Regions from separate parts of the Mus musculus genome. Here region 1 is linked to region 2. The links are chromatin loops, found by intact Hi-C in ENCODE. Cell type or tissue: heart. All regions are shown on one strand. Links, peaks and the distances in the headings refer to the core of each region. The heading gives the core; the rest is flanking DNA. Region 1 overlaps Eps8 (epidermal growth factor receptor pathway substrate 8). Region 2 overlaps Ptpro (protein tyrosine phosphatase, receptor type, O).

Region 1 (12,384 bases), core at 3,560-6,059, 62 kb before region 2:
CCCCTGTGCCACCAGGGACTGTCACACAGGTGGACGTTAGGAGTCGCGTAGCAGCCTGGTCTGCCTGGGCAGCTGACCAGGGCGACTGTAAGTACCCAGCCCTAGCCCTTCTGAGCATCCACGAGAGCTATGGTGTCAGTCCTCCTTTCAAGTCCTCATGGTAATTTGTAGATTAAAGTTCACTTTAAAGAACCAAATCTTAGATGTTACAGAGTTAAGTCTTGGCTGCTGTTAAGGTTATCATCCACGAGAATTCATGCCAACCATTTAATACTCTATGAGGACTACACTCATTTCTGGCTGGTTATTCGTGTAATGTCTAGGTGACTTTTGCACCAGATGCCACGTTGGTCACTGTCACTTATAGAGTCACTGCTGGCAAGATTGTTTTCAACATCTCTCCTCCAGCAGCCTGAATGGCACCTTCTGAAACTATACATTCTGCGGGTAGGGACGAATCTTCCAGCAGGGTTTCTCTATGATGCCTTATGCTGAAGTGTGCAGTGTCTTTAATGATAGGGACTTTTAATCTTGTGAGCTAAAAATTGAGACCTGAAATAAGACCTGGCTCTGTCTGTCCATATGACCGTGGAAGGTCATCCCTTTGTGCTTTGGTCTCAGCTGTAAAGTGCACATAATGACCCCCAGGTTTCTGTGAATGCTAAAGCCGGTGATGCTGTCACTGTCACAGTCAATGAACGCTGATGACCTCTGCTTTAGGCATCACATGCGTTTCCACCAATTTTCTTTGTAAATCCAAAGGTTAAATAACATGATTTTTTGAAAGACTATGCTATATCTGTGCTTATTGTGAACCCGAGGTTAGTTTTGTTGGTATCGTTTTGGTGGAGGGGGATCTGGATAGTTGTTGTTATTGTTGTTGTTGTGTGTGTGTGTGTGTGTGTGTGTGTGTTAGAGAGGTGTCAAAACTGACTTGATGTGAAGAGAAGATGGATTGAGTTAGAGATATCCTGAATAGATTTGTAGGAACGTATGTGAAATCTAATATCATTTTACAATAAAAGAATTTACACTCAGGTATTTCTGAGCTCTTACTAGATTTTGTGTAAAATACTCCTGGCATTGCCATCTGTTACAATTACAAGGAGACAGACTTCTAGCTTACTAATTGTTCAAACAGAACTCAAGACATGGCACACAAAGTTCTGTGTGAGTGCCAGAGGGTCTTAGTTGGGAATGTCCTAAAGGAGGCTCTCTCTGCTCCCTCTGAGGGTTTCGTCAGCTCTGACTGCAGCCCCTTAGAACTCTGAGGTGGAGTAACCCCGACTTCCAAAAGTGAGTGTAGCAAAATGGTGGTGGTAGTAGCCAGGATCCCAAAATGGTTTGGAAATAAATATCTTCTGCTCAGTATGCCCCAGAAGATGTTGTGGGGTCTCTCAGAGACACCTATTCCTCCTGTGAGGCATAGCCTTCCTCCTGTGAGGCATAGTCTTCCTCCTGTGAGGCATAGTCTTCCTCCTGTGAGGCATAGCCTTCCTCCTGTGAGGCATAGTCTTCCTCCTGAGAGGCATAGTCTTCTGTGTAGCCCTGGATGTTGTGGGGATCACTATGTAGCCCAGGCTAGTCTGGTCACCCCTGCCTCAGCTTCCAGAGTGCTGTGATTGTAGGCAAGAGGCCCTACACTTGATGCCCTTTGGAGTTCCTAATGGCGGGTCCTAGTTTCCTTCCCTGCCTTCCATGGTCCACTGTACCAAGCAAGCAGCAGCCACGTGTAAAATAGCAGCCAACTGTCAAGCTTGGCTCCGTGCAGACTTGTGAGCTTGAATAGTTATAGCTAAAACTGGAGTTTCAGGTGGCTTAGCGATTCCTTTTTCTTTTCGCCCGTGTTCCACGTCTGGACAATGTTGGCATAAAGGAGGAATTGGGATTCCGAGCTTGCAGTGTGTTTTGTCAGTTCTCTGCACTAAACCTCGTGAGTCATGATGATGTCTCATGAGTTCTCCCTCCACTCCTTGTGATCTATTGCTCCTGCCCCAGCCATATGCCTTTGCATTTAATGTACTCTGAAATACATCGCACCAGCTGCCCACGTTACCATAGTGCTGACTGACTCACCTCAGGAAGGAATCTGCGATGGAGGTCTCATGATTAACATTCACAATCGAGCTTTCTTGACATTTTGAATGCCTCTGAGACATGCATTCAGTATTTATCTCAAGGCATATGATTTAAGATCAGGGAGCCAAAGGCTGCGGGTTTTATGCTGACTTACAACGGCCATTGAGAAATCACTGCCCTCTTAGGACTGCAAAGCTTTTATTGTGGTCACAGGGTTGGAATGTGGGGGTGGGGGGTGACTAGCAGCCCAGGCTGTGGAGATGGCTCAGTTGGCATAGTGCTTGCCACACCAGCATGCAGAGCTGAATCGCATTCCCCGTGCCCAGGTAAAACAACCAGGAAGAATGAATAGTCCGTGTCTGTAATCCCAGCTCAGGGAGAGGGAAGACAAGAGATTCCTAAAGCTTGCTGGACAGCCAGAGGCATAGCCTGGCAGGCCAGTCCACCAGCTGTGCCCAGTGCTCCTGGTAACTGTGGCAAGGATGTACCTCAGGGGTCATCAGTATCGTTTTGGCTTGTTTATTCCAGAGAGCTCCCTGCTCAGCAACTGGAATTCCTTTCTCATTGTCTTCTCATTTTCATTTCTGTATTGATAATGTCTTAACAAACATGGAAAGTCTGACAATTCTCTCCTTTCCTTTCAGTCGAGAAGCCCCGGCAGTACCACGAGCAAGAAGAGACGCCCGAGATGATGGCAGCCCGGATCGACAGGGATGTGGTGAGTACCGCCTGAATCAGGTTTAGCTCACTGGCCCTTCTGCTTTGGGAGGAGGAGGAGGAGGAGGAGGAGGAGGAGGAGGAGGAGGAGGAGGAGGAGGAGGAGGAGGAGGAGGAGGAGGAGGAAGGGAAACAGGCATTGAGATGAAAGGGATTGGCAAAAATGGCTGCAAAAGTTTTCTTTTCTCTCCTCAGTGTTCAGTATTTCCTTTTAATTGCCCCTTAAACACTTATCCCTCCTTCCTAGTGTTTAGCTAGATGTGATCTCCTATAGAACACTGGCAACTTGGCCAGTTTACAGGGGAAATGGACCTAAAAGGCCAATGGTCTCTGCTTTTGCTGTTTTTCATGTTTTATGATTCATAGTTGAGGTGTCTTTTTTAATGTTTGTTCATTTGGTTTATTAAGATATTTTAGGACTGGGGAGATGGCTCAGTGACTGCAGGGCTTGCATCAAAAGCCCAAAGACTGGAGTTCCTATCCCTAGAGTGGATGGGTGTCGGCAGCCCATCACTAGGTAGAAGGGCACCCATTCTAGGTGCAGGGTCTAGGTTTCATTAAGGATCTTTCCCTTATTGTTGAAGTTGGGAGAGGGGCAGAGGATGATCTGGGACATCAGAACTGGGTCTACACAGGTAATCACATGTGCACACACACCAACATGCAAGGGAAGCCGCATGTACCCGTTCACACATGTGCCTAGTCACATGCAAATGTGGACACACATACACACACATACACCATACCCTCGTGAAAATAAAAACATCCTTTAGAACATGTCAAAAGGAAAAGTTACGTGATAATTTAAAGTATAAATATGTACATATTAATGTTTTATACAGAGGAGTGCTGTACTTAATGTCATTTCCTTAGAGTAATTAACTTGCAGGGTTAATTGACAGTTAATGGCTATGTCCACTGTATTTCAAATATGTGATTTATTTACCTTTTAAACTATAAACATTCCCAGGTTCTTTTGAAAGTAATTACTGAAAGGAGGCTGACATTCAGAATTAATTTTTAAAAGATTTTCTTTCTTTCTTTTTAAATAAAGGCATACTGAAATCAGGAATGTGCATAGTCCCCTTTTAAAAACAATCATTTAATTTATATTGAATACACTGTAGTTGTCTTCAGACACACTAAGAAAGGGCATCCTATTACAGATGGTTGTGAGCCACCATGTGGTTGCTGGGATTTGAACTCAGGACCTCTGGAAGAACAGTCAGTGCTCTTAACCACTGAGACATCTCTCCAGCCGAACATTTTCATTCTTAATCGTGTGTGTGTGTGTGTGTGTGTGTGTGTGTGTGAGTGTGTCTGTATGTGTGTGTCTGTCTGTCTATGTCTATCTGTCTGTGTCTTGTGTGTGTCTGTGTGTGTCTGTGTCTGTCTGTCTGTCTGTCTGTCTGTGTATGTCTGTGTGTCTGTGCAGATGCCCGCCAAGGTCGGAATCCAGCATCAGATTGCTTGAAGCTGCAGTTGGAAGTGGTTGAGCTACTTAGCATGGATGCTGGGAACTGCGTTTTAGAGGTCTATAAATGTAAACTATGCTCCTCACCACTGAGCCATCTCTCCTCTTCCAGCCCTAGAACTTAAGTTTTATATCACACTATACTATCGCAAAACGTTTATCAAGTCCTCCTTAATAGTCTTATAATGTGAAGAACCCTTCATTTTAGACTAGAGAAAGCTGAAAGTGGAGTATAAGAGCTAATCGAAGTCTCCAGCACATCTTTGCCTGCTCCTTCCGCTCTGTGGTGTGGTCATCTCCATGCCTTTGGGTGGACATGGGCTGGGGGGTCTTTAGGTTCTTATGGCACTCTACAGGGAGGACACAGGAACTTTGTCACTCTACAGGGAGGACGCAGGAACTTTTGGCAGAGCCTTTACAGGACAGATAACTGCAAAACAAAATTATGCGGTGCACTTCTAACAAAATGTATCTCTGAATCCCAACCCCAGCTTTATGTGGGGAACACTGTGAGAAAATTAGAGCAATTTAAAGTAATTAATAACTGATTATATATTGCGAATGCTTCCCTGATAACATTGAAAATGCAGCAAAATTAAGCTTAAGGAATAGAGATGAGACTGTATCTATCTATATCTATATGAAGTTTCCATGAAAGTGGTCATTTTTCTCTTCTCATCTAAAGCCTCTCTCCTTTACTTTCCAGCTAACAGCTAGAACCAAATTACTTATGCCTTTGTTTCACATCTTGCTCTGTTATTTTTAATTCCAGCAAATCTTAAACCATATTTTGGATGACATTGAATTTTTTATCACCAAACTCCAAAAAGCCGCCGAAGCGTTTTCTGAGCTTTCTAAAAGGAAGAAAAGTAAGAAAAGTAAAAGGAAAGGACCTGGAGGTGAGCGAGCGAGCGGGCAGGCGGGTGGGCGGGCACAAGCAGACAGAGGGCTTCCTCATTCTAAGGCTGTTAGACTTGAGGATAAATGGGTTTCCTTACCCTAAGGCTGTCAGACCCCAGGCAAGTGGGTTCCTTACTCCAGGGTTATCAGACCCACAGTGAGCGTGGGTTGGGGGCTTCCTTGCTCTTGAGCAGTCAGACTGCAGGTGAGTAAGGTTCCTTACTCTTGGGCTGTGAGAACTACAGGGCTAGATGAGCTTGGGTCCTGGTAACCAGCTACGTTGCCCTGAACAAACCAAGGCCCTGTAGTTTTGGGCACTATTGGAAGTTTGTTTCAAGCTGGCTGTACCTTTAAGTCATGTGACTCTGAGATTGTAGCCAACTGTCTGCAGTTTTCACAAGTACTTAAATGTTAGTTTCTGCTCGTAACCCTGATCTTTTTCTGTAGGATTCTTTCATTGTAAATATGGAACCTTTTTTAACATTAAAAATTGACTTCTTTCATCCGAGTATTTTAAATTACCAATGGATTTGAATCATATTGCAAATCCCCAAATTGTTCATTCACATTCAGAGCTGCCTAGAAGCAATTTTGAAGCATAGTGCTGAACTGCAGTGTTAAAAATGTCTTAGAAGCTGGGCCAGGAATCCCAGCACTCAGCAAGCTGATGCAGGAGGATTATTCTTAGTTATGGAAGATAACCTGGGATATCAGACCTTGTCACAAAAAAATAATAATACTAAATGAAAACAAATGGCTTTGAATGTATAAAAGTATAAACGTAAGGATAGTGTTTATATTTCCTCTGGCAGAAGACACAAATTGAATATATAAGAGAATGGTTTGTTCATGTCTCGTTCATTAGAGCTGACTTCAAATCTTCCTGTAGCCCCTGTCTGTATAGTAAGAGTGTGTGGTCTTCAGTGTTGTCCTGGCTGTAGATGCTTAGATGGTCCTCTCCTCCACTCATCCTGAATGAAGCGTTCTGTGGTGTTTCAAGTCCCCTTTTCTGTTTGCTTAATGGACTATGCTCTCCTCCAGGCTATCCAAGCTCAGAACCAAACCTCTGCCTTCTTCCTTGAGCTTACAGCTACTTTGACTTATTTTCCCGATGTCATCTGTACACATTTTTTCCATTCTCATAATTGGCATCTAGTTGAAACGGTCATCATTTTTGACCCAGCTTGAAAGCAGCCTTCAACCCCCTAGTCTTCTGTACTGTAAGGAGAACAAGTCAATCAACTATCAATCAATCAAACCTTTGAGAGAGAGTCTCACACAGCTGGTCTCAAAGTTGCTATAAAGCCAGGGATGGCCTTGAACTCCTTCTGGCTCTACCTCTCAGGTCATGGGCTTAAGGTGGTTATTGCCACAGCCAAGAGGACACCCTTGGGAGAGTTCTAAGTTGGTGTCCTCATACTTCTGCCCTGAAGTGCAAGTAGTTCTGTGGACTGTTGATTGCAATGTCACTTCTTACTTTGACATTCAAGGTCACCTACAATCTAAACCAAGTGTCCTCTTGAATCTCACATTTCTCTGGGTTTATGTTGCTTGTTTTGCATATACTCAATTTCTGTGTTATTCCAGGTGTCATTCTAATCTTATCATGTTATTTCTGCAAACTGGAGGAAAGGTGGGCAGAGCTTTTCAAATCCCTTCTTTTTAATTCCAGCATGCAAGGCAGAGGCAGGCTGATCTCTGTGGGTTTGAGAGCAACATGGTCTACAGATCTACAGAGCATTTTCCAGGAGAGCAGAGAAACCCTGCCTCACAAAACAAAACAACAACAACAACAAAAAAACAACAACAACAAAAAAAAAACAAAAAAAACGTTTACTGAAAAAACTTTCTGCTTTTCATGTTCCCCATTTCCCAAACAGCATACTCTCCTGTCGTAGCGCTTAAATGCTACACCTGTTATACTTCTGATTCATTTCCTCTGTTATTTTTCAGGGGCATTAAAAGCAGGGCTTGTCACTTACTCAATTTTATAGCCTTTATAATGACCACAAGAATTCCTGGAACATAGGAAGGCTTCCAGTCATATTTATAGAATTGAATGAGTCACTGGGAGTGTCTAAGAGTAGAGGAATCCATTCAAACTTAGGATCTTCTTGATTTATTGGAATAAGGGATGTGTTAGAATGAAGGTCTACATCTGGAGTAATTTTCCAGCTGTGGACGCAAATGTAGTTGGTTTTTTGTTTTTGTTTTCCCAATCAATAAACTTCCTTGTGAATCTCTTCTTATCCGCCCCTGCTCTTTTTTATTTCATTAGAGGGCGTTTTAACACTGAGGGCAAAACCGCCACCTCCTGATGAATTTGTTGACTGTTTCCAGAAGTTTAAACATGGATTCAACCTTCTGGTAGGTGCACTTTATTGATAGATACTAGAAGAAACAGATGGAAAAAAAATCAAAGTTTAGCCAAGTGTTCCTAAAAAATTAAATTAAGAGATAGAGTTGTCCCTGTGGATTTGTGGGCGTGTGTTTTGATTGGCCTTTCATGATAACCTCAGATTGAAAGGCGTGCATGACAAAGAGTTGTATTTCTTGGCTGTCTCTTCCCCGCATTCGCTCCATGCTGATGGAGCCTCTCTCTAAGGAGAAGTGTTAGGAAAGACGTCTCCTTCCATGCCTGCAATGGACTGCTCTTTGAGTATCCACCCTTGGGGTGACTGTGTTGTGGTGACATACTTGTTTTCTTTCTGTCACAGGCCAAGTTGAAGTCCCATATCCAGAACCCGAGTGCTTCAGATCTGGTTCATTTTTTGTTTACTCCACTAAATATGGTGAGCATTTATGAATGAAACAAAGCAATCGTTCTCAGTATCTCCCATCCAAGGGTCTGAATTACTTAGGTCTCTTTCCTTAATTACCTTACATGGGCCCTGTTTTTCTTAGCATGCTTGTAAACTCTGAATGTGAAGTTTGACGCACACCTCACTTACGGCTGGGGACATGGCACACACATGTGCCCATTAGAATAGCATCTCATCCAGAACTAGCAGTGTTGGGTGTTTCGCTTGCAAGCCTCTCCTCTCCAAGTTCGTCGTGCCACATGGCCATGGTGCACTGGCGTGTGTGCATGCCTGCTGAGTTTCTTCATAGGAAGTCGTGGCCTGTAATATCCGCTCTTCCAACCTAAAGGGCACAGTGTTCTACTCCGTCACTCTGTAGTCATCTCTGAATGTTTCCTGCCAATGCTTATAAGGCAGCAAGTTAAAGGTTCAGTACCAAAGCTGGGCATGGTGATGCCTGTGCCTGCAGTCCAGACACTCTCAAGGCTGCGGTAGAGGAGTGAGTTCCAGGCTAGCCTGAGGTACGTGGTAAGACCTTGTTTCCGAAGTCTAAAGCAGCGAGCCAAAAAAGAATGGAGCCTATCATGTTGGCTCACACTGGTACTTCCAGCACAGGAAGCTGAGGCAGGAGGATTGCTGTAAATTTGAGGACGGAGCAGGCTCCATGGAAAGTAAAAGATGGATGTAGACTGCAAGGAGAGAACTGGTCTGAAAAAATCCAAAAGTGCAAAACAAAGCAGAAGCAATAGAGCATGCTGCTCTGTTTGCAGACGAGTCGGCAGGCACAAAGCGTTTGCACCCCACCTCTGCTTCTCAGTTTTCTTCTTAGATCCCCCAAATGTGTCTCCTGAAATTTAAAGTAGGGGCCATCAAGGAAAATTGAAAAATAAGCGTCATGGTGTCATGTAGTGTGTCAGTACTGTGTGCAGATTGAGAACAGCAGGTACCAGGCAAGCCCTGTTTTAGAATCATGCTGGCATGTAGGATTCCCAAAAGATGTAGCGCCTGAGTTGGATTCTGGGTGCTGGAGGAAGGGTCTTGAGGGGAACTAGAAAATCCTGTGTTTACAGAGGCAGAAAACAGCATGGCCTCCTCAGAGCCCCTGACCTGGGAGATGTCTCAGTCTAGAGCCATTCAACAGAACAAAACAAACCCTCCTTCTTTCTACAACACTTCTCTGAGGAGGCCAGATTCTAACAAACTATCTATCTAGCCTTTCTGCTACTAGATAAGGAGCCTTCCTCAGCCAGGACAAGGCTCCTGAGAGGCGAATGTGGAGCGTCCTTCTAACACACGCTTGCCATTGTTTTGCTTATCAAAGTGTGCACCTGTTTCCCGTTGACCGTTAAATTGTCCATATCAAATCAAGGAAATATACTAGAATTGAATTCTGGGGAGTGGAGGCACCACTTATCACTGTTCCTTCTCCTCTGCCCCCCTCCCCTTCTTTCCCTCTCTTCTCTTTTCCCTCCCCTCTTCTCTCCCTCCCCTCATCTCTCTCCCTGCCTCCCCTCAGGTCCTTTTCCGGTTTATAAATCCTCACAGGCATAGCCAACACTGCTGACTGAAGGCTTCTTTCCCTCACCTTCAATACAGTTCATTTTAGACCCACAGTTTTCAATGTTGGCAGAGTAGTTTGCCATTTGTAATTGGTATTTTTAAAATAACAAACGGTTAAGTCAGCAAATAAGGGTCGCCACACTGCCATTAGTATTTTACTGGGAAATAATTGATACGTATAGCCAGTATGTAGATGCTATGATGTCCTTAAACGATTAACTTTATTTATTAATGTACCCTCATTCTGGATAACTCAGTTTGAGAAACTATTTTCATTCTATAATGTTATACATCAAATTTTAATTTGAACATATGCAAACAGCACTTTGTTTTGGAATTGATTTTTGTGTACAAATTTCAAGAGTATACAAATAACCATTGTCTTGCTAAAATCATTTGTTCTCCACCCAGGTGGTCCAGGCAACAGGTGGCCCCGAACTGGCCAGTTCGGTACTCAGCCCACTGTTGACAAAAGACACAGTTGATTTCTTAAACTACACAGCCACTGCGGAGGAACGGAAGCTGTGGATGTCACTGGGAGATAGTTGGGTGAAAGTGAGGTGAGCACTGTAGAGCTCAGCATTTAGTACCTGGGATGCTCTGAGCACTCCTGTCTGTGCACTAAACAGTAAGGCATTTATGTAAGATTCTGCATAAAGAGCTATGTGGTAGGGAATGGAGAAGCTGATATCGCCGGAAAGCTTATTGTCAAGTTGGGCTAGCAAGATGGCTCAGCAGGTAAAGGTGCTTGCTGCCAAGCCTGACCACCTGAGTTGCAATCCCTGAGACCCACATGGTAGAAGGAAAGAACTGACTCAATATAGTGATGCTATGATCTCCAGATGCATACCATGGCATGTATACCCCCCATCACCACACACACGTGTTGACTAAATACATATAATTTTAAAAATAAAAATTAAAAGCATGTTGCCAAGTAGAAGAAATATATTGTGTGCAGAAGGAAGGAATGGGACATAAGCAGACCCTGGCCTATTGGCATGGTGACGTGAAGGAAGAAGGTGGAGAGAGGGACACACACACACACACACACGTAGTGTATGCTCCGTGGTCTCCCATGCATTTTATAGAGATAGGTTTATAGTTCTGTTTCACAGATGAAGAAATAAGGCTCAAAGTGGTCAACTCATTGACCTAAAGTCACACAATATCTTAAGTGACAACACTCCAGGGTCAGGGTTCATAATCTCCTTGTTCAATGGCCTTTCAGTGGGATGTGTAGAGTATCTGTAAACAAGGAGCAGTTGACAGAGAAGCAGAAAAGAAGGCAAGCAGCAGGAAGAGTTCAGAGTTGCAGGAGGAGGGAGGGACTCTGGGTGGTCAGTGTGGAGAAAGCCTGGAAGAGAAATGGTGTGAAAAGGAGGTATCCCAAGGAGAGCAGGGTTGGCTGGGAAGGCTCCATTTAAGCCCTAGATCAAAGGCAGTTGAAAATGACCAACGTAGGGTCTCCTCTCCCACCCTTCTTTCTTTCTCTAACTTTGAGACAGATTTTTGCTAAGGAGAGCCCGCAACTGTCTGCTAGCTGGGTCCCCCATTGCCAAAGGCAAAAGTAGCTATAGATGGTGTAGCACAGGATCCTTAGTAATCCGCCCTCTCTGGGGTAAGAACTCTCACCCACTGGAAAAATGATGTGGGGCTAAATTTAGAGTCATCGTTTGTCAATAAAGAGATGGAGAAGGACAAACCATTGCAAGAGCTGACACCTGCCAGCCAGGGTCCTCGGACAGCTGTTTCCAGCTCCCTGTGATGCCCTTTCAGTGTACTTTATTTGGCTAAACCTTTCTTTTTTCCTGTGCAGAGCAAACCATTCAGTGTAGCGACCATTTACCAGTTAGTCTCTGGAAGTTTGCCATTGTCTGCCCGTTGGGCCAGTCTAAAAGATGTGGACCAATTTATCATTTTTTGTTTTTATTGAAATACACATAAGGCAGTCCCACTGGACTGTGGCTACTGCGTATGTTAGAATACAATTTGTAGTCTGAGATTCCTTGAAGTGGTACACACTATTTTTCATATTGTAAATCCAATTTGTATTTATTTGCATACTTAATTTTAATATCTGCACATCAGTAGATCATAATCTATATTGTATTATGGTATTTATATCTTCTTTAAAAGATTTGTTAGGTTTTATTTTATGTCTATATGTGAGTGCCTGTGTGTGTGTATGTATCACAGGCTTGCCTGGTGCCCATAGAGGCCAGGAAAAGGTATTGTATTTCCTGGAACTGAAGTTACATGTGGGTGTGAGGATAAGCCTGGGTCTTCTGGAAGAACAGCCAGTGCTCCTAGATTCTGAGCCACCTACCTATCTGGCTCCTATTTTATATCTTATGCTGTATTAAAACGGTTTAGATATGTTTTAAAATGTTAGATGTATGCGGTTGTGATGTTATGACAAGCCTAGGCTGGGGTTTTTTTTCCTTCCGTAAGACTTATTAAACTGTCACATCTCAGAATACAAAAAGTGCTCTGGGTATTCGGTGACTTTGTTTTGAGCCCTATCACAAAATCAGACAATTTAATGATGGTTTAAATAGCTGCATCAAAAAGAAATATATAGTTAGCATTTAACACGAGGCCGCGGTCACTTTAGATCCACATCAAGGCCATTAGGTAATAAATGTGGGATTTAAAAACACATGAAAGGGAAAAGGTTCGAGAAAGCACCAGATCGTTTGAATAAAAGGCTTCATTTCATCAGAGCAGAGCCATCCCATCAGAATACGTCAGCCGTGGAAAGTATGGCCAGGAATGCAGACGAAAGCAAAACTGTGATCTCTGCCTCTGTGCCTTGAGATGGGCCCAGAGCTTCTGTGAACCGGCCTCTCA
Region 2 (12,384 bases), core at 4,507-7,006:
CATTCTCTCCCCCATATTTTTGCAGCACAAGCTCCCTCACTGAGGATGGTACTGGCAGGTTTGGCGAGACCAGCTAGCCAGCCAGCTCCAAGGCTCCTTTTGTCCCCTCCTCCTTCTGGCACTAGGAATATAGTCCAGTGCTCTGATACCTGGCTTTTAGTGTGAGTGCTAGGGTCCCAAACTGAGGTCATTATGCCTGTGCAGCAAGTCCTTCACCCTCCGATGGCCCATACAGCAAAATATCTTTAATATTCTTTCTCTTGCTCTATCGAGATACAATGAATAATGTGTGGATGTAAGGTGTAAAATGTCACGGTGATCTGATACTCCTTGAGAGATAGATGGTAAGTAGTCACCACAGTGAACAGTGTCCCCTCACGTGGTTGCCACTCTCCTTTCTGATGATGATAATAACCTTAAGGAACTACACTCTGAGCAATTCAGTCCCCAGCTTTCTAAGGAGACGTTGCTGTGCAGTATCGATCATCACTTTCACAGTCCTGAAGGCAGCAGATATGCAACTTGGCGAATTTGGAAAGCTAAAAACTTCCCACCTTGTCAGACGTTGACACAAACTCCCAAAATATAAATGAAATAACAAAAAAAAAAAATGGGAAGGAAAAGATGGGCTAATTCCTTCCTGGTGATAAAAGAAAAAAGAGATCCTAAAATTATAAGCAATAGAAAAAATACAAGTCAAATTTCAAGTTCCTCTAAATAAAAAATGGTAAAAGGCGGAAGAAGTAAAAAAGGTGGAAGAAGTACAAGGGAAGGGAGATGCTTTCAGAGTTGCTCCACAGAGCCAAGGAGTTGGTTTTGCTGACAGGCTTCATAAACCAGGAGCACCTACAAATAGATAAATAAATAACCACCCTACAAACCACCGAGGGAGACAGAAAGCGTCTTCTGTTCCTAATTAGTAACAGCTTATGGTTGTTAAGTGGTTTTTGAAGCAAATACAGGGAATTTTAAAACATATGCAAATAGTGGCCAAGTAGCTTGGTGGCATGGCAGTGGGGGAGGAGGCTGAGGCAGAGGAACCAGAGTTCCTGGGCTGCACCATGAGGCCATGTCTCAGAGGATAAATAAAGGCTGAGGGGTGGGAAAAAATGTAAGCTGAAATGGGGGGTTTCATTTATGAACTGAGCACAGATAAAGAAGGAGGGGAGAAGAAGATCCGGTGATAATTTGGGGGATAGTAAGGTAGCGATTATTACTTATTGTTGGGGACATAAAATTAACAAACGGTGTGGACACAGATAAAGTATAAAGTAGCGAAAATCAAAGTCAGGGCTCCAATAGATAAGGCATAGAAACAGACACAGGCAGCAGGGAATGTGGGAAATGTTTAATGGGTCACACGTGAGAAAACTATAAAGAAGCAGTCTCTGAGATGAAATGTGAAAGTTTTGGGTAGTTTGTAGAGTATCATTTGAATATTTTGCATATTAATTTGCTATGATGGTTTGCATATGCTTGGCCCAGAGAGTGTCACGATTGGGAGGTGTGGCCTTGTTGGAGTAGGTGTGGCCTTGTTGGAGTAGGTGTGGCCTGGTTGGAATAGGTGTGTCACTGTGGGTGTGGGCTTTAAGACCCTTATCCTAGCTTCCTGGAAGTCAGTCTTCCACTAGCAGCCTTCAGATGAAGTTGTAGAACTCTGAGCTCTGCCTGCACCAGGCCTGCCTGGACACTGCCATGTTCCTGCCTTGGTGATAATGGACTGAACCTCTGAATCTGTAAGCCAGCCCCAAATATATGTTGTCCTTTATAAGAGTTGGCTTGGTTATGGTGTCTGTTCACAGCAGTAAAACCCTAACTAAGGTATGTACTATGTGAAAATTCAGTGTTGCAGAAATGTGTGTGTGTATGTGTGTGTGTGTGTATGTGTGTGTGGTATGTGTGTGTGTATGTATGTGTGTGTATGTATGTGTGTGTGTGTATGTGTGTGTGTTTGTGTGTAGCACACAAGTGCACATGAACATGTACTTGAGCAGCTGTGCACGACTGAAGGCTGAGATAAAATCCCCCGGACATTAAAGCTGGTTTTCTCTGTGCCATGAAACAGGTTAATTTCATGTTTTTTCTCCTTTACCCCAACTGTTTTATTATCGGCGGTACAATTAACTGTTACCCCTGAATAAAGTGCAGCCAAGATGTCCACAGGATTTTAGACAGCCTTGTGCAAACAGCTTCACATAATAATAATAAGAATAAAAGCAAAGGCTTCGAGCCGCAGCTGGTTGGAACCTCAGCTCTGTGTTCTCAGTAAGCTCTGGAGAAAACACTGTCCCTTATGCTAGGATTACATCTCACTGCACTGTGCCAGCCATGGTGGTCCTCATACATCAACCACTAGTTCTGGGCTCATGAGAATGCTGGAAATAGACAGGGCTCTGGTCTGGACTCGTGCTCTGCAGATGCCCAGTGGCCAAACTTTGTGTCAAAACCAAAACCAAGCAGGGCACATCTTCATTGGTGTTGGCAACAGGTGAGTTGTCCACACTCCTGTGAATGATGGCACATTCGAGCTCTTTAAAGCACTGCAACTAGACTCACTGGGCCATGTGCACACAGGGAGACTCACTGGGCCGTGTGCACACTGGGAGACTCACTGGGTTGTGTGCACACAGGAAGAGGGAAAGCTGAAGGAAGACTGATGGGGAAGGAAGGAGTCCAACGGGACTGGGAAAGAGAGTAACGGGGGTAGGTAAATGTGTTCAAAATACATTATATACATGTCTACAGATGCAGGGCGAAGCTCAGTATTCTGTATATTCATCTAATTATTACATATAATTGGCATATGCTAATTAAAAACCCCAAAACTCCAAGCCAAACAAACAAAACCAAAACAACCCAATGAGGGCAGTGACAGGGCCACACAGAAAGGACAAATAAGCACAAGGCTATCTATAGTCACATCCGTGGGACCTGGAGAAAGCCACGCTGCCCACGGTGAGGACAGTCTGTTCAAAGCAGACCCTCAGCTGACCTCCAGAGAGGTGATTGAAGGAAAACCAAGCAAAATGTTTGCTAAGAATAGAGCACCGGAGCTCGGGAGCGGGAGGGGTCTGAGCCATCTGTAGGTGGCAGGCTATGGTTTCCAAGTATCTTTATGGATCCTGTCAGCTTAGGCCCTGCATTCCTTATGGCGACACATGGCACCTGTGAATCCCATTTTAGAGAGGAGAAGTGGAGGCTCTGAAGAGGTGACATGACTTGGGAAGTCCCAGAGCCGAGGCTCTCGCCTCCTCCCAGGCTCTGGCTCTCTGTTTTCATCCTTTCTCCGAAAGGATGGAGAAGCCCTGAAGTGTGGTTGATCGGTTGAGGAAGGGCAGCACCACATGGGCTGCCCATGCAGATCGCAACGATCCCGAGGCGAACCCTGAGGACAAGGCTACTTGAATTAGTCACTTTGGCTATTTCAAGGGATAGCAAGGTATGATGGAGTCCAGGAGGTAGGTATGTGGAGAATTATCAGCCAAAAATGAGGAGAAAGATGCTATTCAGCTCTGGGGTTAAGTAGATAAAGACCAGCTCTCCACTGGAAACTGATTTTGTCCTCTTGATTGTCATGTTTGATTGACAAGTGGTAGAAAAGAAAATCATTTCATTCTTTAGTCCTTACTTATTAACTAAGTAAATTAGCAGGCAGCGGGATTTGAATGTGAGTGGGTTGAAGGACAAACATGAGATAAAAGAACTTGTGTTGGAAAATTCAGGTTGGACCAGGGAGCACACAGAAACAAGGAAAAATAAAGCAAGTGAACAAGACGTTCTAGATACAACCGATAAAGCAGACATAAATAAACAACTGGGAAGGTGTCCATCCAGGACTCCCGAGGGAACTCAAGGGTAAAGCTGGGGAGTTGGGAAAGGGAGGAAGCTGAGAGACCCTTGGATTTCCCAGCAAGTTCCTGGAGGGAATAGTGGCCTTTCAAAAGACTGTTTTCATGGAGAAGTCAGCCAGAAATGTTGCTGTAAAGAAGGAAGCCGGACGATTAAAACTGGGGCCAAAAATATGGGAGAGACAAAGCAGAGCCCTGACCGTGCAGGAAGCCCCAGGGGCTGGTCTGCTCTCTGAGATTATCACTCTGAAGACAAACATCGAGGCTGCGGGGGAGCCAGAGGAGCCTTGTGCACAAAGTTTTCAGAAACGGACAAGGATTCTGTGGTTGTGAAAAATCAAAGGTAGCACCAGCCTACAGTCAACATCTTCAAAATTGTAAAGAGGTATCGATTAAGGGGACAAGTTGCATAATTCATCAAACAAGATGCTTAGAACAAGACGTGCTTTGAAGTGTGGGGATTTACACACACCACAAAACAGGTTCTCAGCCTTCCTCACGCTGGGACCCTTTAATACAATCCCTCATGTTGTGATGACTCCCAACCGTAAAATTATCTTTGTTGCTACTTCATAACTATAAGTTTGCTACTGTTATGAATTGTAATGCAAACATTGTGTTTTCTGATGGTCTTCGGCGAACCCTGCGAAAGGGTAGTTCAACAGCCAAAGGCGTAATGGACCCACAGGTTATGAACTGTTATCATGTAAGAATATGTTTTTTAAAGCGTCTATTACATATAAATGTAACGGAGATAGTTTTATTGCATATCAGAATATGTGTTTATGGAAGTAAACAACCAAAACTTCAGGCTGAAATCCAGCCCTCATTCCCTCCCATGACATCTCTCCCTTATCCCCACCAGCACCTCCCCCTTCCGACGTCACATGCTCTGTTTTGTTTTTGTTTGTTTTTGTTTGTTTTCCAGACCCACTGAGGATACTTAATGTTGTCTGTATGTGCATAGATGTGGAATATCTACAGGATTGTGGGTAGTTCCCTAAGCCTTGCATCCCTTTTCTAACTACCTGCTTCTCCCAAAAGGTCAACAGTTGTCCATAGCACCCTAATGCCCACCTCCCTGTATCCGTGCTGGGATTTTGTCCAGCTTGATCTCACTCAGGGTTTGAGCATGCTGTCACTACTGCTATAAGTTCTTATCTCAAGTGCTCTGCTGCGGGAAGAAAACAGTGCTGGCTTAGTGTGATCTGCTGCGCCTGCCTCTTGTGATCTTTCTGTCCCCTCTTTCGGGATGCTCCCCGAGCCTCTAGGGGAAAGGGTGTGGCTATATAACTCCCGTTTATGGCAGGTCACTCTGTAGTCTCTTATTTTCTGTAGTCTTACCAGTTGTGTGTCTCCATGCGAGTTGCCATCTATTGCAAAAAGAAGCTTCTCCTAATGGGAAAACATCCTGCCTGGGTATGCGTCCTAACTGTCATTCAGACGTTTGCTAATGAGTCACTACCTCCAAACTACCGTGCCCTGGGAGCAGCTTGGCAATGAATATGTTTGAATGGTTCTGCCAAGCCTTGCTAAGATGCAGCTGTGGTGATGGGAGTGAGCTGGGGGTAGGAAACCAAAGAGTAAGAAGTCGGTGTTGGAGAGACTCTGCCATTACCCTCCAGGCTATTTGAGTTATACTGACATCTAGTGGTTCTTGAACGAAGCTGCAGGAGGAAGAACAACACGTTAAAGCAGAGAGAAGTCAGGCCTGGCGTTGTTCTAGTCCAGAAGATTCCGCCCCCCACATTCTTCTCCAGGAAAAGCTCTATTGTGCCCTTGAGGCCAGGGAGTACCTAATAGCCCAGTGGTCTGGATTATAGAAAAGCCAGTGTACTCGGGTTTTGGCAGTCACACCGGTGTACTCTGGCTGTTGCTGCGGGGCAGCACAAGGCTGCCTGGAGCTGTCCTTCCAGGCTGAGCACATTCTAAAGCCTCACGGGAAAGAAGGACTTGGGAGACGAGGAGGCAAAGGGGACACTGGTTAATAAGACTGGGGGAATTCTGGGATACACCGCCTGTTCATTTAAGGCATTGGTTCTCAACCTTCCCAATGCTGTGACCCTGTAATACATTCCTCATGTTGTGGTGACCCCCAATCATAATAATTAGTTCATTGCTACTTCATAACTGTAATTTTGCTGCTGTTATGACATGTAATAGAAATATCTGATGTGCCTGACATCTAATCTATAACCCCCAGATGGGCTGCAACCTAGAGATTGAGAACCAGTGATTTAAGTAATAGGGCAGGGGAGGTGGATTGGGGGCTGGCAATCCTGAAAGCCTAGAGAGAGATCACAAATCCAACAACCAAGGGTTATTATCAGAAGTGAGTGAAGACAGAGTCACATGGAGGAACAAGCCCAGTGACAAACTTACTGACCAGTCTGTCATCTCAAGTAGAAATCAAACCACATCTGTCCTACAGTCTTCCTTACCCAGGCTGACTGCTACCTTCAGCGAGCGCCATACTGCTCAAAAGGGGTTGATTCTATTTCAGACACGCCCACGTGCTCCATATTCCTAGAAGGCAGATGAAGCCAGGCAAGTAGTGTGACTATTTACACCACGGCCTTTTGAGAGCTTGCTACCTATTCATTTGGAATGGGGTAGTTTCAAATATGCACAGCAAGAAACTGGGAAAGACAGGTGTAAAGACACTGAGACAGCCCGATTAAAACCAAACGTTGGGTAATAGGATGCTTTCCATCAAGAGCAAACTTAAGCGCACACGTCGATGCTGTTCCTACCTCTGTCTGTACCATTGACATTCGGTATGAGCGCATCTCTGATACCAGCCCTAAGATGTCCACAAATTCATGATCTCGAATGTGTTGCAGGAGCCTGTCCAGGGCAATGAAGGTTCCTGTCCGTCCCACACCCGCACTGCAAAAGAAGGTTCAGATAACACGTAAGTCTCACAGGGCTTCTGCACTGCTGGAAACCAACTGGAGATCTCTAAAGCAGACAGACAGCAATGAAAGGGGGAACCTGTTCTCCCACAGTGCCTTGCACTTAGCTGGGTCCTGAGGATGCTGAGGTGGCTGGTGCTGCTTAGAGGCCACATTTTTTACCATCACATCATTCGCTATAGAGGTAAGGCTTTGCACCATTTCTGCCCTGAGCTCTCTGTTTTTGGAGGAAAGTGAAGACGGTACACTGAGCAGCCCAAGGAGGAGATGGTTCACGCTCCCCTTTAGGCAAGGATGCATATTAACAGCCTTCTGTCTCAGGGGTAGACAGACAGACAGACAGACAGACAGACAGACAGACAGACAGACACACACACACACACACACACGTCATTCCTGGAACCCAGCTCAACCCAGCTCCAAGGTTTAGTTGACAACCCCACTGCCTAACTCCAACTCTGGAGCCTTGAACATTTATTTGCACACAGTCACCTCACCCTCTCAGACAGCCATGGAGAGGCTCTACTCCTCTAGTAGAACCACGTGTCTCTACTGACCCAGCCATGAATGTGCACGAATCTCCCAGCGATCTTTTAAATGACTACCTTGAGGGCGAACTCTTCTTATCCAGTGCCTGAGCCCCAGAGTTAAGGGTGTGGACAGATATGGACTGGTATTGCCAACTCCCTAAAGTTTCCTGTTCTCCGTGTTAAAGTCAGTTCTGCCCTTCTGCCAATCATCCGCAGAGCCAAAGGGCTTCGAACTTTAAATTACACTGACATTTTGGATAAAGAGACAGTTGAGCCAATTTAGATGTGGAATTTGCTAGAAGAAGAAGAAGAAGAAGAAAAAAAAAATCCCAAACTAAAAGCCTTTGAGTTCAGAACCCAATTTGCTTTTTCTATTAGATAACTCTTCTCTCCTGGGGCTTCTCAGATAAAATGGTCTGCCACCAAGTGGGCCCTTGTAAAGTCACATCCCGCAGGGCCCCTGCTGCCAGCTGAGAAAGGACTGTGTGAGCTTGACCCCACAGGTGCAAGCAGCTTTATTTTCAGAGGGCTGTTTTGAGAATAATCTCATTTCCAACAACATGCTTTGAAACCGCAGGAGTCTCATGTGGGCGGATGAGGAGGACCCGCTCTGCTCCTTCAACAGCAACTTAGCAGCTCACAAGCATGGCTGGTCCTCAGTGTGCGCACACACAGGGTACACACATGCAGTGTGAACACATACGTGTGCACACAACACACCTGTACATTCACACACATTATGTGTACACACATACATACATGCACGTATATAATGCACACATATTTATATTGCTCACCAGAACACACACACACACACACACACACACACACACACACACACAAAACCACAGGATCAACATTTTAGCTCACCAAGACAAGGTGCTAGCTCCCATATTTGAAAGGTACTTGCTCAGGATGGGATAGTTGCGGATGTGTTCCCTAACATCCGTCCCTCCATGTCTACCTCTGATTCGCATCCAAAAGTTTTGAGCCTATATAACCATTTTCTCACATCTTGTCACTGGGTGCATTTTGTGATCATTTGTGGGAGGGCAAAGAAACACTCACTTCAGAGGAAACACTCACTTCCCAGAAGGAGTTCATATGAATTATGGCTTAAAATGTTATAAGCCATTTGTCCTGTTTGACTTTAGGTTCTGAATTCCCAGAAGAGTTTTTTGAAGAGCAACCACATTTATCTAATACACCAAATACTTTTATATTTTCTTACCTTCTGCCTTCTCTTAAGTCCGTTTGGACTGTTTTGAGCATGAGAAGCTTTGCAGAATTGACCTTGTATTTATCATGCAGTATCTACTCTGGATTTCAGTGGTGATGTCACATGGTACCTGACTGTACTGGCTAGTTTTGTGTCAAGTTGACACAGCTGGAGTTATCACAGAGAAAGGAGCTTCAGTTGGGGAAATGCCTCCATGATATCCAGCTATGGGGCATTTTCTCAATTAGTGATCAAGGGGGGAGGTCCCCTTGTGGGTGGGACCATCTCTGGGCTGGGAGTCTTGGGTTCTATAAGAGAGCAGGCTGAGCAAGCCAGGGGAAGCAAGCCAGTAAAGAACATCCCTCCATGGCCTCTGCATCAGCTCCTGCTTCCTGACCTGCTTGAGTTCCAGTCCTGACTTCCTTGGTGATGAACAGCACTATGGAAGTGTAAGCTGAATAAACCCTTTCCTCCCCATCTTGCTTCTTGGTCATGATGTTTGTGCAGGAATAGAAACCCTGACTAAGACAAATTGGTACCAGCAGAGTGGGGTATCCTGTGACAACCTGGCCATGTTTTGGGGAGGACTGTGGAAGGACTTTGGAACTTTGGGCTAGAAGATCCATTCGGTGTTAAGAGCTCTGTCAGATGTTGTGTAGGAGCTTGGAAGATAATGTTGAGAACAGTGCAGAAGATGGAGGCCTGGCTTGTGAAATTTCAGAGGGAAAATTAAAGACTCACTTCAGGGCCATTGCTATTTTGGATTGTGAAGATTCTGTGGTTCTGGTTAGCTGGGGCTGAAGAATCAGCTGTGATTAACAAGATACCAGAACTACTAAAGCAAAAACTTTGCATTACTGGGACTATTGATGCTGGTTAGCTGGAGCTAAGAAATTAGCGGTGATTAAGAAGAGACCAGCATCATTGAGGTGACATCTTCTGGGAAGTGTTTTCTGAAAGCACAGTGGCTGTGTTCCAGAGATAGCCAAGGTTGTACCTTGTGCTGTGGCTGGACTTGGTAATGTGTAAGAGTCACCCAGGTGGTATTGGTTTTGAAGGCAGGAAGGGGTCACACAGAGCAGCTGAGGCTCAGCACTGTGAGAGGCCATGGAAGGCCATTGATGAAGATGCAGCCTCAGTTGCAATTGACGACCCAGGACTGAAGGGGTCATGCAGTGTTTTGGAGATGCCAGTACCATGAGATGACCACCAAGAGCAGCAGCAGTGGAGTACAGGCATCTGGAGCCTAGGACGACATGTGTGCTACAAAGGGCATGGCTGGAGAAGTGACCCAAGATGGAGGAGCCCAGAAGATAGTGAGTTGGATCCCAGACATTAGACGGTTGGAGATTGATTTTTGCTTTTGATTGTGACTGTGCCCTGATATTTTCCCTCTTGAAGGAAGAAACTATTTAGTGGAGCCCAGAGTTAAGAGATTTTTAATTGTAAAAAGACTCTGGATTTTAAAAGAGATGTATATTTTAAAGAGATTGAAATTTTAAGAATATGTAAAGACTGTGGGACTTTTAAAGTTATTTAGATCTTGGGGATGAATAGGAATGTAAGGGTTGAGGCTTACTAGTGATGTGTTTGTGTGTCAAGTTGACAAGGGGTCAATTGTACTGGCTAGGTTTGTGTCAACTTGACACAGCTGAAGTTATCACAGAGAAAGGAACTTCAGTTGAGGAAACGCCTCCATGAGATCCAACTGTAAGGCATTTTCTCAATTAGTGATCAAGGGGGAAAGGCCCCTTGTGGGTGGGACCATCTCTGGGCTGGGAGTCTTGGGTTCTATAAGAGAGCAGGCTGAGCAAGCCAGGGGAGGCAAGCCAGTAAGGAACATCCCTCCATGGCCTCTGCATCAGCTCCTGCTTCCTGACCTGTTTGAGTTCCAGTCCTGATTTCCTTTGGTGATGAACAGCAATGTGGGAAGTGTAAGCTGAATAAACCCTTTCCTCCCTATCTTGTTTCTTGGTCATGATGTTTGTGCAGGAATAGAAACCCTGATTAAGACACTGACCGTTGGGGACCCGTGCGTCTAGATTAGAATCTTAATTTCTCTGTTCTCTAGTAGAATTAACCTTTGAAAATCTTTGTATTTCTCTCCTGTTCTTTTGCTTTTAAAACTGGGGCAATAATATTTTAAGCTCGTCCTAGTGGCTCATGTCTACAATCCCTGCAACTCAGAAAGCTGAGGCAGGAGAATCACTGCAAGTTAATAGCCAGCCTGGGCTAAAGAGTGAGTTCAAGGCCAGACGGGATTACAAAGTAAGATTCTGTCTCAAAAAGAGCAAATTAAACACAAAACTGTGTTCTACAGGGTAGAGTTATGAAATAACTAAATGGTAAGTAAGCGGTGTTTACAGCAAAACAGCAACTAAGTTCATATTTTAAAATAATAATTTATTATTGAATCTGATCAAGGTTTGATGGGGGTTAAAAAAAACATGTTTTTTATGATGGCTAATACTGTCAAGAGATCCAGATCTGCCTTGGAGACAGCCCCCTGGCGTGCCTGCGAGGGCGTTTCTAGACAGGATGACTGGGGTGACCTGAAGCCCATGGGCTGCAGCCTTTGCTTGAATAAAAAAGAATGCTGGACGCCACCAGTATTCACCTCTCTCTGCTTCATGACGTGGCTGCCTTAAGCCCTTATCACCCTGATGTCCTACCAAGGCAGACTAAACCCTTGAGCTCAGCCAATTTTCCTAAAGGAGCTATTCTCGGGTATTTTTGCCACAATGGTAGGACAGGTAGTGAACAGAGAATGGAGGCTGAGGGTACCTGCAGTGGATGATCATGGGCCCTTTGCTCTTGGCGGCTTGCTGTCGCACTGTGAACACAAACTGCAGGATGCTCTCGGCGGCGTTTGCTGGAGGCACGCCGTGATCGGGCCAGGCTGTGTAGTTAAAATGCATCACGTCCTGCGCTTCGTCCGCCTGTGGGCGAGAAATGCCAAAGTTCGCGCATTAGTCACCCCATCTGCACTTAGCATGACCAGAGCGATGGTTGGAGACCAAGGTGATACTACAGGCACCTCTCTTTTATCACCCATCTCTTCTGAGCTCTGAGCACCTCACTGGTCCTGACCAGGCCCCGAGGGGAAAGGCTAATTGTAGCTGTATGAAGCCACAAGAGGTGGACACATAGGTTAACTTCTATCTGTTACCACCAGTAGCTAAGAATGAGAGCTTATGCAGACTCGGGTTGGCATCCTGACTCTGCCTGCCAGTTAGGAGCTGTCTCAGCCATGGCCAGTACAATTCTGGAAGCTACTACTGCTGTTCTACTCAAGAGTTCTCTGCCAGCCCAGCCTAGCACTTTCCCTGCTAGTCGAATCACTGGTCCCTCACTCAGAGACATCCTCTAGACGACAAGCTTTCCTGGTAAATTCCCAAGAGGTCACATTTATGTGACAAAGCATCACCAATGAGCAATGATCCATCTCTCCATCAGAACTGACCAGCTCCACAGTGGCATTCACACCCCCCAGCATTCTCAGGGGCTCTGACTGAGGTCCGACTCCAGCTGCATCCACAGCTGTATATGGCACGCTCCTTTGACCCTTGCATATTTGCCAAAAACACACTTTTCAAACAACAACAACCACGAAAGGCATTTATCGAAGAAGTCCTGCTCTGAGATCTGAGATGGGGAAACCTGTTCCAAGGCAGACTCGCTGGGCTTCAGTTTTCTTGTATCTAAAAAGGACCACTGGTATCAGGCCTACGGACACTAAGTGTAGGAAGAGAGTGACGGGTGGTGCATGTGACAGGTCACAGTCATCAAAATGACTGTGTCATCACTAGCACTGGCTCCCATCTGCTCGGTCACTTGTATGCTTTGTTCTAAGGTAAGTCAGTTTGTATATT

Evidence for each region. Peaks named below come from ENCODE experiments on the same cell type or tissue, not always from the same donor. Only the 100,000 strongest peaks of a DNase experiment are listed, where the experiment ranks them.
Region 1: it touches region 2 in a loop (2.3-fold over the local background); 1 of 42 quality-filtered maps calls a loop at or near these places.

The regions. Positions count from the first base shown.
Region 1 is chr6:137,509,856-137,522,239 of GRCm38, reverse strand. It overlaps Eps8 (epidermal growth factor receptor pathway substrate 8), which reads left to right. Exons shown (of 22, transcript NM_007945.3): 9 at 1-87; 10 at 2,724-2,797; 11 at 5,043-5,169; 12 at 7,449-7,537; 13 at 7,888-7,962; 14 at 9,943-10,091. Among named protein-coding and RNA genes, the nearest start is that of Eps8, 130 kb to the left of the region's middle. In heart, for the core only: no CTCF peak of the experiment used is centred there; no DNase peak of the experiment used is centred there.
Region 2 is chr6:137,448,938-137,461,321 of GRCm38, reverse strand. It overlaps Ptpro (protein tyrosine phosphatase, receptor type, O), which reads right to left. Exons shown (of 27, transcript NM_011216.3): 24 at 11,297-11,451; 25 at 6,602-6,737. Among named protein-coding and RNA genes, the nearest start is that of Gm52924, 180 kb to the right of the region's middle. In heart, for the core only: a CTCF peak has its summit at 5,499 (motif pointing left); a DNase peak (open chromatin) is centred at 5,451; H3K4me3 peaks cover 531 bases; H3K27ac peaks cover 1,072 bases.